2 separate regions of the Homo sapiens genome follow, and region 2 is linked to region 1. A link is an interaction called in ENCODE POLR2A ChIA-PET data of the cell type or tissue named here. Cell type or tissue: PC-9. All regions are shown on one strand. Each heading gives the region's core, and the rest is flanking DNA. Links, peaks and the distances in the headings are about the cores only. Region 1 has its middle 84 kb from the start of EXOC2. Region 2 has its middle 140 kb from the start of EXOC2.

What was found. Peaks named below come from ENCODE experiments on the same cell type or tissue, not always from the same donor. Only the 100,000 strongest peaks of a DNase experiment are listed, where the experiment ranks them.
Region 2: POLR2A ChIA-PET joins it to region 1 with 7 read pairs; 2 of 35 experiments call an interaction of 5 or more read pairs at or near these places.

What each region holds. Positions count from the first base shown.
Region 1 is chr6:774,384-779,768 of GRCh38, reverse strand. No RefSeq gene overlaps it. Among named protein-coding and RNA genes, the nearest start is that of EXOC2, 84 kb to the right of the region's middle. In PC-9, for the core only: no CTCF peak of the experiment used is centred there; no DNase peak of the experiment used is centred there; H3K27me3 peaks cover 326 bases.
Region 2 is chr6:834,776-840,160 of GRCh38, reverse strand. No RefSeq gene overlaps it. Among named protein-coding and RNA genes, the nearest start is that of EXOC2, 140 kb to the right of the region's middle. RefSeq lists an enhancer at 459-1,008. In PC-9, for the core only: no CTCF peak of the experiment used is centred there; a DNase peak (open chromatin) is centred at 2,570; H3K27ac peaks cover 2,369 bases.

The DNA of each region.
Region 1 (5,385 bases), core at 256-5,255:
TTTTTTATAATAACCATCCTAGTGGGTGTGAAATTCTATCTTACTGTAGTTATGATTGCATTTCCCAGATGGCTAATGAGGTTGAGCATCTTTGTATGTACCTGCTGGCCTTTGGTATACCTTCTTAGAAGAAATTTCTATTCAAATTCTTTGCCCATTTTTAAATTGGGTCATGTTTTTATTGTTGAATTGCAAGAGGGATATATCCTGAATTAGACCCTTATTAGACATACGATTTACAAATATTCCTGTCATTCTACGGGCTGTCTTTTCACTTTCTTGACAGTGTACTTTGAAACACAAAATTTTACAATTTGGATCAAGTCCAATTTACCTATTTTTTCTTTGGCGGCTTGTGTTTTTGGCGTCATAGCTAAGAAACCAATTTCAGCCTGTGGTAATTTCCCACTCTATACACCTCCAGTAACTTTTTATTTATTTATTTTTTTATGAGACAGAGTCTCGCTCTGTTGCCCAGGCTGGAGTGCAGTGGCACGATCTCCACTCACTATAAGCTCCACCTCCCGGGTTCACACCATTCTCCTGCCTCAGCCTCCCGAGTAGCTGGGACTACAGGCGCCCGCCACCACTCCCGGCTAATTTTTTTGTATTTTTAGTAGAAACGGGGTTTCACCACGTTAGTCAGGATGGTCTCGATCTCCTGACCCTGTGATCCACCCATCTTGGCCTCCCAAAGTGCTGAGATTACAGGCCTCAGCCACCGCACCCGGCCACACCTCCAGTAACTTTTAATAGTTACAAAAGGCTAGGACCAGCCCTCGTAAGAATTTTTGAGTTCTATTTTTTAATCAGAGATGTGATACAATACAAAAATTAGTCTGAAATGACTGAAGTATTGTATCTGCAAATGAAAACAGCATCCCTTTATCCAGAAAAGAAAATAGAGGCCAGTCACTGAGACACATCCCGGTTAGACTGTTGCACTTCACTCAAACTGTGAAGATCATGAACATTTTCTTCCAATATCCCAGAAGAAAAAGGAAGACACCTACAAAGGGGAAAATTCCTTTTAGGCTCAGGTTTTTACAGCAGGCAATGCTAGAAAATAATGCAAGTCTGCAAAACTTTGCGGGAAAGAAAGTGTGACTGTGGAATATTACATTCTTATCATTGAATAGTTTAAAAGCTGCAGTGAAGTTTTAAAAATCGTCTCTGTAGCGTCTCCTCTGTCACCAGAGAATCACACCATTCACACATCATTCTGCGCTGCTTCTTGCTTTCTAGTGGTCCTGCATGTTATTATTTCCAAACCTGGACTATAAATCCCTTGAGGGCAGAAACATTTCTCTTTTGCTCTTCACAGCACAGGGCTGCCATCGATACTCTACCCAGTGTCATAAATACTGAGGTGTCACAGACACCTCCGTGCCCAGCCTGTCCTCCTGGCTTTTAGAAAGTTGGCTTCCCTAAGGCAGGGATTCTCAAACTTCCATGCACATTAGGTCACCTGGAGGGCTTGGTAAGACAGACTGCCTGACCTCACCCTCAGAGGTCCTAATTCAGCGGGTCTGGGGTGGTCTGGGGTGGAACTGCATTTCCAACAGTTCCTGGATGACGCTGATGCTCTGGTTAGGAGCACACTTCTAGAACCCAGCTCTAATGCCGTCCCCAAATTTGGCTGCACATTGAAATCACCTGGGAGGATTATTGCTGATGTCTGGGTCTCACCTCCGATACAAAATGATTTGATCAGTCAGAGCGTGGGCTGAGTACCCAAGTGATTCTAATGCACATCCCAGGTGGAAAACCACCACTCCAGTGCCCAGGTGAGTCTGTGTTCCCCTTCATCTTCCTGTGTCTTCATTTGCATCACGACATGGATAGACACAGAGAGCTGGACCTGAATATGATTAAGGCAAGGGCTTTGGTGGGTTTATTTATCCCCTTATCCCCAGAATCTGTAACAGTAATCAATAATGGGGGCTTCAAAATGCTCTCTGAATGAAAGATGGAATGAAAGAATTAGGACAAATCACACCAGGGAGTTATCACGCAGCGTCCCAGGGGAAGTCCCCTCTCCCATCCCTCCACACAGCCTGGCTTCGTGCCTGGGACAGGATCGCACCCCCTGGACGTACTCTCCTGCCCCAGGTTACCTTACTCTGTGTGGTCTCCTCTCCTAGGTGCCTCAGGGTTTGCCCTGGCATTTGGTCATGCTCTGTCCAAGTCCCACGGGGGCGGGAGGCAGGTACGGCAGCCAGAGATCCTGTCCCATGATCTGGCGTGCACTCGAAGGCCACATCAGATTTATTTTTTCTAAATTTCTCACCATTGCAAAAAAAGAGCATGCGTGTTTCTTGAATAACTGAGCTTTTTATGTAATGTCTGTCAAATGGAGCTTTCCAATGCATTACAGAAATTACTCTTGTTAAATTCAGCAAGGACCTGCCTCTGGTCAAACACAGCGGTTAATTTTCTATCTTCATCTCACACAACTTCTCGATAGTTTAGACAGCAATGACCATTGGAGACGCTTTCATGGCCTGGCTTGGGTTGTACTCCTTTTCTCCGTGTTTCCCCTCCCTTTGCAGCTGCTGCTCAATGCTTCTTTGCTAGTCCTTTATCTTGGCTCAACCGCCAAGGCTGGAAGGTCCCTGGATTCTTTCCTGAGTGCCCTCCTCATCTACACCATCCTCATCAGTGATCCTATCTGGACCTCTTGGGTGGGAAACGGGGAGAGCAAGAAGGGAAGGCGGGGAGGCCAGTCTTTCCCATTCGATTATGTGTATATATAGTACATGGTATATCATTCACAACTAAAAATCCTCTCTGTTGCAGACACGTTCTGAATTACCAGCGATTTCACTCACTCAGAATACATAGAGACGAGGCTCCTCATTCAGAATCTCCCTGCACCTCATGATGGACTTGGCTGCACATGGGACAACTCAGTCATTTCCTGGAACTTGCATTTCACTGGGAGAGGCCTGCTCTCAGGGAGGGTGCTTTTTGTGGTCTTCCATGTACAGCTAATTAAGATTCTGACTGGGTTTAGGATCAAAGAAAGCTGTCCCATTGCATTCCCACATTCTTCCTTCTTCTTTCAATGTCTTCCAAGATCTATTTTAAACGGGAAGTGTTGTGTACTTTTCAGGGGCCCTTTGACCTGTTCCCAGTAAATCAAAACAGGAAGGTAGGTCTCAGCCCTTCGCCTAACAGCCAATCAGTGTGAGACCAAGGTCTGCACAGCTGTGTCTATGTCCAGTGCCCAACCAGGGAAGTGGTATTTCCAAAGGCTTCCCTGAGGTCGGTCTATGGTAGCTGTTTGCTAATCTGAATCCATGTTGGTGATTAATTTTGGAATTCGACTCTTTGAGTGTATAAGGGACAGGGTGCAAAGGGAAAACATCTCAGAGAACTTCTACAAATATTAGGAGTTGGTGCAAGAAGTTCACAGTGAGCTGGGAAGGAGTGGGAAGAAATAACAGGGCCTTGGATCCTTTCCAATTCCCACCCCGGTGCGCTTGGCAGCTCACATGATACCTCGACTTTTCCAAATATTGGGGAGAAAAAGCAGCCAAGGTTTTATGTAAGAATGAAAAGGGCCTGAAGCATTTCAATTTCCGGGTGGCTAAACAAAAGAGGACACACACCAGGGAAAGCCCCTTAAAGTGTGTGCAGAAGAGTTGGACAAAAGAGAAGAGGCATTTAATCAGACAGAGAAAAAAATAGAAATGATGTCATTATTTGGGTATAGTGAGGTTGCCATGTAGGTGTGTTTGTATAAATTCCTTGGGCTTTTCCTAGTAATGAGATAATGCTGTAAGGTCCCCAGTTCCTCAAAAATTTAGCTAAAACTTGGAGCGATACTAATTACAAAACACAATCGCCACGCAGGTAAAGCTATACATATCATAAATATAGTCTACTGCTTACAGGATGAGACCCTTGTTAGCATGGGAGGGGCCCGATTTCATAATTTGTACACCTGCAATGCAGGGACTGATCTCTCTGTAGGTGCACATTTGCCTCAGGGTACACTGGCCTAGTGCGGCACTGCCCTACAAAGGCAAATCCTCCATCAATACATAATGAAAAACGACCCATCAAAAAAATAAGTCAGAGTTGGGGAGGCACAGAAAAAGTGACAAATTGATTCCAGACTCTTCTTTTTTAGGCCATCATGGAAACAGTTACTGGATTTATATTGGAAAATTCCTACCAGGGTGTGACGCCTTCAATCGCCCTTCGTTTCCCGTGATCTCCCCAGGAGCAGGCAGAGGGGCATCCTGGGAACCGACCGCGAGGTGGCCTGGATCTTACTGCTGCCACTGAGTGCCGCTCCCAGGAATGTGGGCACGGGGATCCAAAACCTCAGACGCACTGCAGGAATGTGGGCACGGAGAGCCAAAACCTCAGACGCACCGCAAGGTGCCCACAACCTCATTCGTGTGCTTGGACACCTGAAAATCCTTTACCTGGTACCTTTAATTGACAAATTTCATATAATCACCACTTTTCGTAATATCTGAGGAATTCCACTAAAGAAAGAGGGATGCCTGAACACTGGAGACACACAAATGTCCGTATTTTATATAAGAAAGGTCAAGGCAATGAATTTAGCGTTCTAGACTGCTACATTTAATATGGATACCTTGAAAAGCGATGATGGAATAATTTATTGACAGCTTTGTTGTATTTTAAAAGTAATAAAGGAGGCATCCAACCAAACAAGTTCATTGAATTTTTGATGGGGCCATGAGACCTGTAGATCAGAAGGACACAGGCAGTGTGATTTCCTCAAAGTGTTTGACTTGACAAAGGAGGGAGGAATTAAAGTGTAAGGAGACGTTGATAGTTGATTAAACAACAGCGACCTAAAGGGTGCTGAGAAGTCCACTGCTGTTAACCTGGAGGAAAGTCCCCTGAGTCCCAGCTGTTGGGGACAGCTCATCTGCCAGGCAACAGAATCCATGTTCAAGATGATTTCAAGGCCCAAAGGAAGAGACAAAAACAAATACAAACAATTCATTAGAAATAAAAGTTTTTTAAAATGTGAAATTCTGATTTTAGATTCCCACAAATAATTTCATAATTTTGGCAGAGATAACATCTAGCTTGGGAGTGGGTTTTGAGAAAACAGGCTTGAAGATGAGTTGTAAGAGCACGAAAAAGGAAAAATGCAGGTGGGCTCAGTCTTCATTCATAGAAGCATGGAGTCCCTATCAAGGCAGGTAATTAGGATGTGCCTCAGTTTCCCCAGGACCCTTTCTGCTAGCTTCGTGCACTTGTGTCAGAAGAGGCCATTAACCATGCTGTCCCCAGACTCCCTCCCACATTTCTTGACTTGTCAGGCTTTCCTGTGAGACTCATTTTCCCCTCCCTGTTGTTCTATTCTTTGACCTAATTACTGGCTGAACTAAC
Region 2 (5,385 bases), core at 325-5,324, 60 kb before region 1:
ACATCCACATGTGGGTTTTTGCATGGACACAAGTTTTCAACTCATTTGGGTAAATGACAAGGAGCATGATTGCTGGATCATATAGTCAGGGTACTTTCAGTTTTGTTAGAAACCACTAAACTATTTTGCAAAGTGGTTGTACCATTTTGCATTCCCATGGGCCATAAATGAGAGTTCCCGTTGCTCCACATCCTTGCCAACATTTGATATTGTCAGTGTTTTGGACCTTATAATAGCTGTGTAGGTGTATCTCTTGTTGTTTTAAATTAAAATTCCCTAATGGCATATGAAGTAGATCATCTTTTCCTATACTTACTTGTCATTTGTGTATCTTCTTTGGTGAAGCTGCTGTTCAGATATTTCCCTGTTTTTTTTATGGGAACTCTCCATACTTTCACTAAATTTTGCTGTAAAGTTAAAAACAGCTATAAAAAAACTACTTAAAAATTTAAATAATTCTAAGAGGGACAAAAAATACAAAATATAATAAAATTCAACTGACTTTTCAACCAGACCAGTGCCTCACATCTAAATGAATATTGTGCCACCAATCCAGTATTGTGTCTTCAAACTAGAGAATTATGAAAACATCATGAATAATAATTTTTGAAGTTTCTATTTTTAGTAAACATTTGATTTACTTGTCAAAACATAATTTCCCCTGAAAGCCTTCTTGAACTCTTCTGAGCTGAGTGAGCGACTTTTCTCTCTGATCTGAGAGCATCCTGGGCATACGCATCACAGAGGTTTCCCACTGTGGAGTGATGGTGGGGTTCCTGTCTGGCTCTGCTAGAAGACTTTGAGCTCCTGGAATGTAAGGTCAGCAACTTGCTTCTCTCTGTCTCCCAAGGGCCTAGCAAAGAATCTACTAAATAACTGCTTATTGGGTTAATAACTGAGTAAATGCATTTATGTACATGCATAAATGCAGCTACAACTATGACTATTGTAATCACATCTTTCCCTAATTAATCTAAAAAAGCCAAAGCTGCTTCACACATGACTGAAACATGCTGCATGTTTAGGAAGCGATCTCTTCTACTGAAGAGCTTAGTGAAACTATTCTACATTGAATTAATCAGAGAGAAATACATATAATAAGTCACAGTGAATACATCATAAAGTGTCATGTAATATGTTAAATAATTCCTTTATTTACTGTAAAAGTCATTTTAATATATTTAAGTACGTAGCATCAGCTGCTAAGCAGAGGCTCTGCAGGGTCTTCACTAAAGAGCAATTTGTAATCAACTATTTGTGAAATTGTTCTCACAGGGTTAACAAGAATTACGTACTGGGTTCTGGACAGAAATATAATTATAATTAATCATCATCGGGCTGCACTTTGGTCCACTTTGTTGTAGCTAAAGGTCACTCAATGCTGACCATTTACATCCTCATTGTTCCTATATAGGAATCGTGTCTGACATTGGAATCATAAGGCTTTTGCTTCAGATTTACTTAAGATGTTCTTCAGACCCTGAATTCCACTGGGAATTGCTGATGCCAACCAGAGTGAAAATCCCCATGAGGAACCAAATCAGCATGAGAAGGCAGTTTCTTCATCCCCTCATCCCATAACTTCACCCTGCTCTCTTTGACCAGTCAACAATCCCCACATCCCATGACTTCACCCTGCTCTCTTTGACCAGTCAACAATCCCCACACCTTGGTCCATTCCAAACTCCTTAAAATCCCTAGCCCCGAATTCCTTGGAGAAGTGGATTTGAGGTTTCCTCCCATCTCTTTGTTCAGCTGTCCTAAGATTATTAAACTCTTTCTCTGCTGCAGTCCCCATTGTCTCAGTGTTTTGACTTGCCATGCAACTGTTTCTACAGAAGAAATTGAAAATATATATATATATCTATACATCTTTTTTGAAGCTCTTTATGCTACCAATATGCTAAGCAAATTGTTTTCTGATAAATAACTCCAAGGCAAATTTCAATTTGGTTCTGAAGGAATCATGAATTAAGGTAAATTAAATATTTGGTATTAATTAGCAAATATCAGAAAGAATGGGTTTGTAGAATATAACTATGGACAGAAACTAATTTGAATGACATAAATAATTCTCTAGTATATACTTTTGTGAGCTGATTTGTTTTACTTATTTACTTTTGGTTTGCTTTATTTTGAAAAGAAACAAACACATTTACATACCTTAGGTCTCTTAACGTTTTAAACAATATATAGCCTTCTTTGAAAAGAAAACTATTTTAACTGAGTTAGCTATCTCTGAATTAATAAATTCAAATGGCAACAAACTAAATTTAGCTTGGCTTGCTCTAAACAACTTTTCCCCCATAAAATCACTACATTAAAAGCCATGTATAACTGAACTAGTACAACCTAAAATAAAGCCCAATTTAAAAAAGTTAATTTTACAAGTCCTGACATAAACCTCAATCAGATCTTACAATTTTAACGTCCATCATTTGGACTGTAATGTAACAGAACCCAGAGGCTCTGGATTTGATGACAGGTCATTCTGTTACCAGTAGTGTGCTCTTATGTGAGTCACTTACCTTTGAGCTTTAGTTTCCTGACCTGCGAAATGTACATCATCAATGTCATCATGCATACTTTGCCTGGTGTAAGTAGACGTATTTGTTTATTGCCTAATATCCAGTAAAACACGGGCTAAGTGCACTGTGTTTTCCAAACTAGCCTGACAATAAGAACTGCCTAGCATACTTATTAAAAAATAAATAAAAGTTCCCAGAGCCCACCCCCAGACCTATTAAATCAGAATTCCCAGGGGAAAGCCCCAGTCATCTGTCTAAGTAACAAGCATCCCAAGTGATTCTTATGTTGCAAGTTTGGGAAACTGTGTTAAAGCATCTAAAAGAAGGTTATTTTTCTTTATAATGCTCATGAGCTGTTGAAGGAGTGAATACTGACCCTGAAAAAGATGCATAAAATGAATAGAATCTTACAGATCAGATTCTAAGTTCATACAAGGAAAAGATCAGTGTCGTTCTAACTGATCAAACTACATTGCTTTAAAACAGTGATTTTCCTACATTCGGATTTACTTAAGCACTGCTGCAGTAAAACCAGCCAATCTAATCCTGATGCTGTAACCAGGTAGCCTGGGGCTTTTGCACCAGGAGAAAAGGCTCCTGAGACCAGAAGCCAAGGTTGTTTCAGCCCAAGGAATGCTTATGAAGAGAGGACAGTACTGATACAAGGCAGTTCACCCGAGACTAAGAGCAAAGACCCTGGAAACCCCTTTCATCTCTGGCACGCATCACCACGCAAAAACCAAACCCCATATCCCAAGCAACGGTAGGTGAATGCCCACCCAGTGGAGCTGCCATAGGCAAAATAGCTCATGCAGCTCTTTGCAGTTTGTAATCTTTTGTCCTTTCCTTCCTCTTAGTGCTTTGCACTTCCATGCCATTCTCTTGTCCAGAAATGCCCTTTCTTGGCTTTATTCATGGGATTAGTGCATCCTTCTAAATGCTACTCCAATGTCACCTCTTCCAGGAAGCTCTCCTGAACTTTTCCCCACCCAGCGTGGGCCCCATGGTGGGTGTGGCAATGCTTCCTTTCCTCAGTGTGGCAATGCTCCCTTTCTCTTCCCATCGCTTTTTAAAGGCAGGGACTGTGTCTGTCCTTTTTGACTTTGTCTGCCCAGCACACAAATAAGCAGCCAGTGTGTAAAGGCAGGGAGGGGAGGACCAAGGGAGGGCCAAGCAAGGGGAGAGAGAGTACTGGGTGATTCACCATGAGCTGACAATATTATTAGCAACTGGGAGAGTCCAGGTGAAGTTCACAAAACTTCCCTAAATAGAGTCCATGCATGTGTTTCAGTGGGATATGTTGCCATGTTAAAAGCTTGCTCCAGCAATATTGATGGGCCAAATATGGACTGGCTGGGCTTGGAGTGCAGATTTTTACCTGAATACATATCCTAATAATACTGTTAACTGACAAAGAAGTAAACAGTAATCATTTTGTAAAGCATTAGTTCCCCTTTCATAAAATGGTTACTGTCTACCTCTTTGCCAGCGTGGAAAGTTATAGCTAGAAACTATAGCTAGTGCTGTAGAATCCTTTCAGGTCATAGAAAACAAGAATTCATGTCTTTACAGTTTTAATGACTTGTGAAGGCACAGACAAGGAGCTGGTGGAGGCATTAGGCATAGAGAGGATTTACAAGCTAGTTTAATATTTGAAAAGCCTAGATGAGTCATTGTTCAGGTTGTAGAGGTCAGCCCACACTGGGGGTGTGGGCAGAATCCTACAACATGTCTGTCATTAGAAAACTGGGGTGAAACCAAAATCCCAAGAGTATGTGAGAATATTCACAAAATCAGCTCAAAAGGGAAAGACTTTTTTAAAACATTTTTGATTCACCCAACAAGGGATCCTTGAAATGAAGCTGCAGTAGTCAAGCTTGACATTTAAAGAGGAAAGTTAAAAGACTGCTATTTTAAGACATATAAACCACTAAAATAACAACTGAGACCAGGTCTAAACATAGTCAACCAAATCTCAGAGATTAGTGTCCTTGGCCTGTCTCTGCGTGTGTCTAGCAGCCGCTGAGTGATGGCCCTGGGCTCCTTGAATGCCAAGCATAGATTCTACTCATCTTGGTGTCTCCTGTGTGTGTCTCTCTCTCCTCTTTTCTACAGTGCTTTTGTTTGGCCTTCCCACTATTCCTCCTGAATATTCCCATGAAATTTGCAATTGCTTTTCCTATCTAGCAAATTTTCTAAATGCTGTTATGGGTCTTATTTGCTGCAATGAATGGGAAGTTGCCTACATTGCTTTATATTTACCTTTTTATCCCCACTGTCCATATTTTTATATGGATTTTATTTGTATTTACAACATTACTTAATGTAAGTTTTATTTTTCCTTACAATTTGACCCAGTGGTGGTGAAATGACAGTAAACACAGATGCGGGGGGTGGTGGAGGCCCTCCAACACCCAGGCTGCATGACACAGACCAGCCTACAAGCTTCAAGGAGATTTTCTCAGTTTGATCTTGACCAAAAAAAAAAAAAAAAGTCAGCTACGACAAATGATTTTCTTTTGAAGTATTGCCTTACCAGTGGCTCACATTCAAATGTTTACTTGTCAGAAAGTTTCCTCTGTGTGAGAATCATCCTGGGATTTTGCAATAGATGAAAGATTTTGTAAATTTAGTAACATGCATAACCAAAAGCAACTGTAAAACCCTAAAATTAGGCCAGAATTACCAGTGGAACATTCACCATGCATATAATATCCCTGCAAAATCCTTCAAATGAAACTTTACACCTAAAGATCTTGAGGTGATTAATACATGGAGATTATTTCTGCTCTGCAGTGTGGTCAGGAATAAAGCTTAGCCCCTTTGATAAGGGTTTACTCAGACACCCAAGGCACAA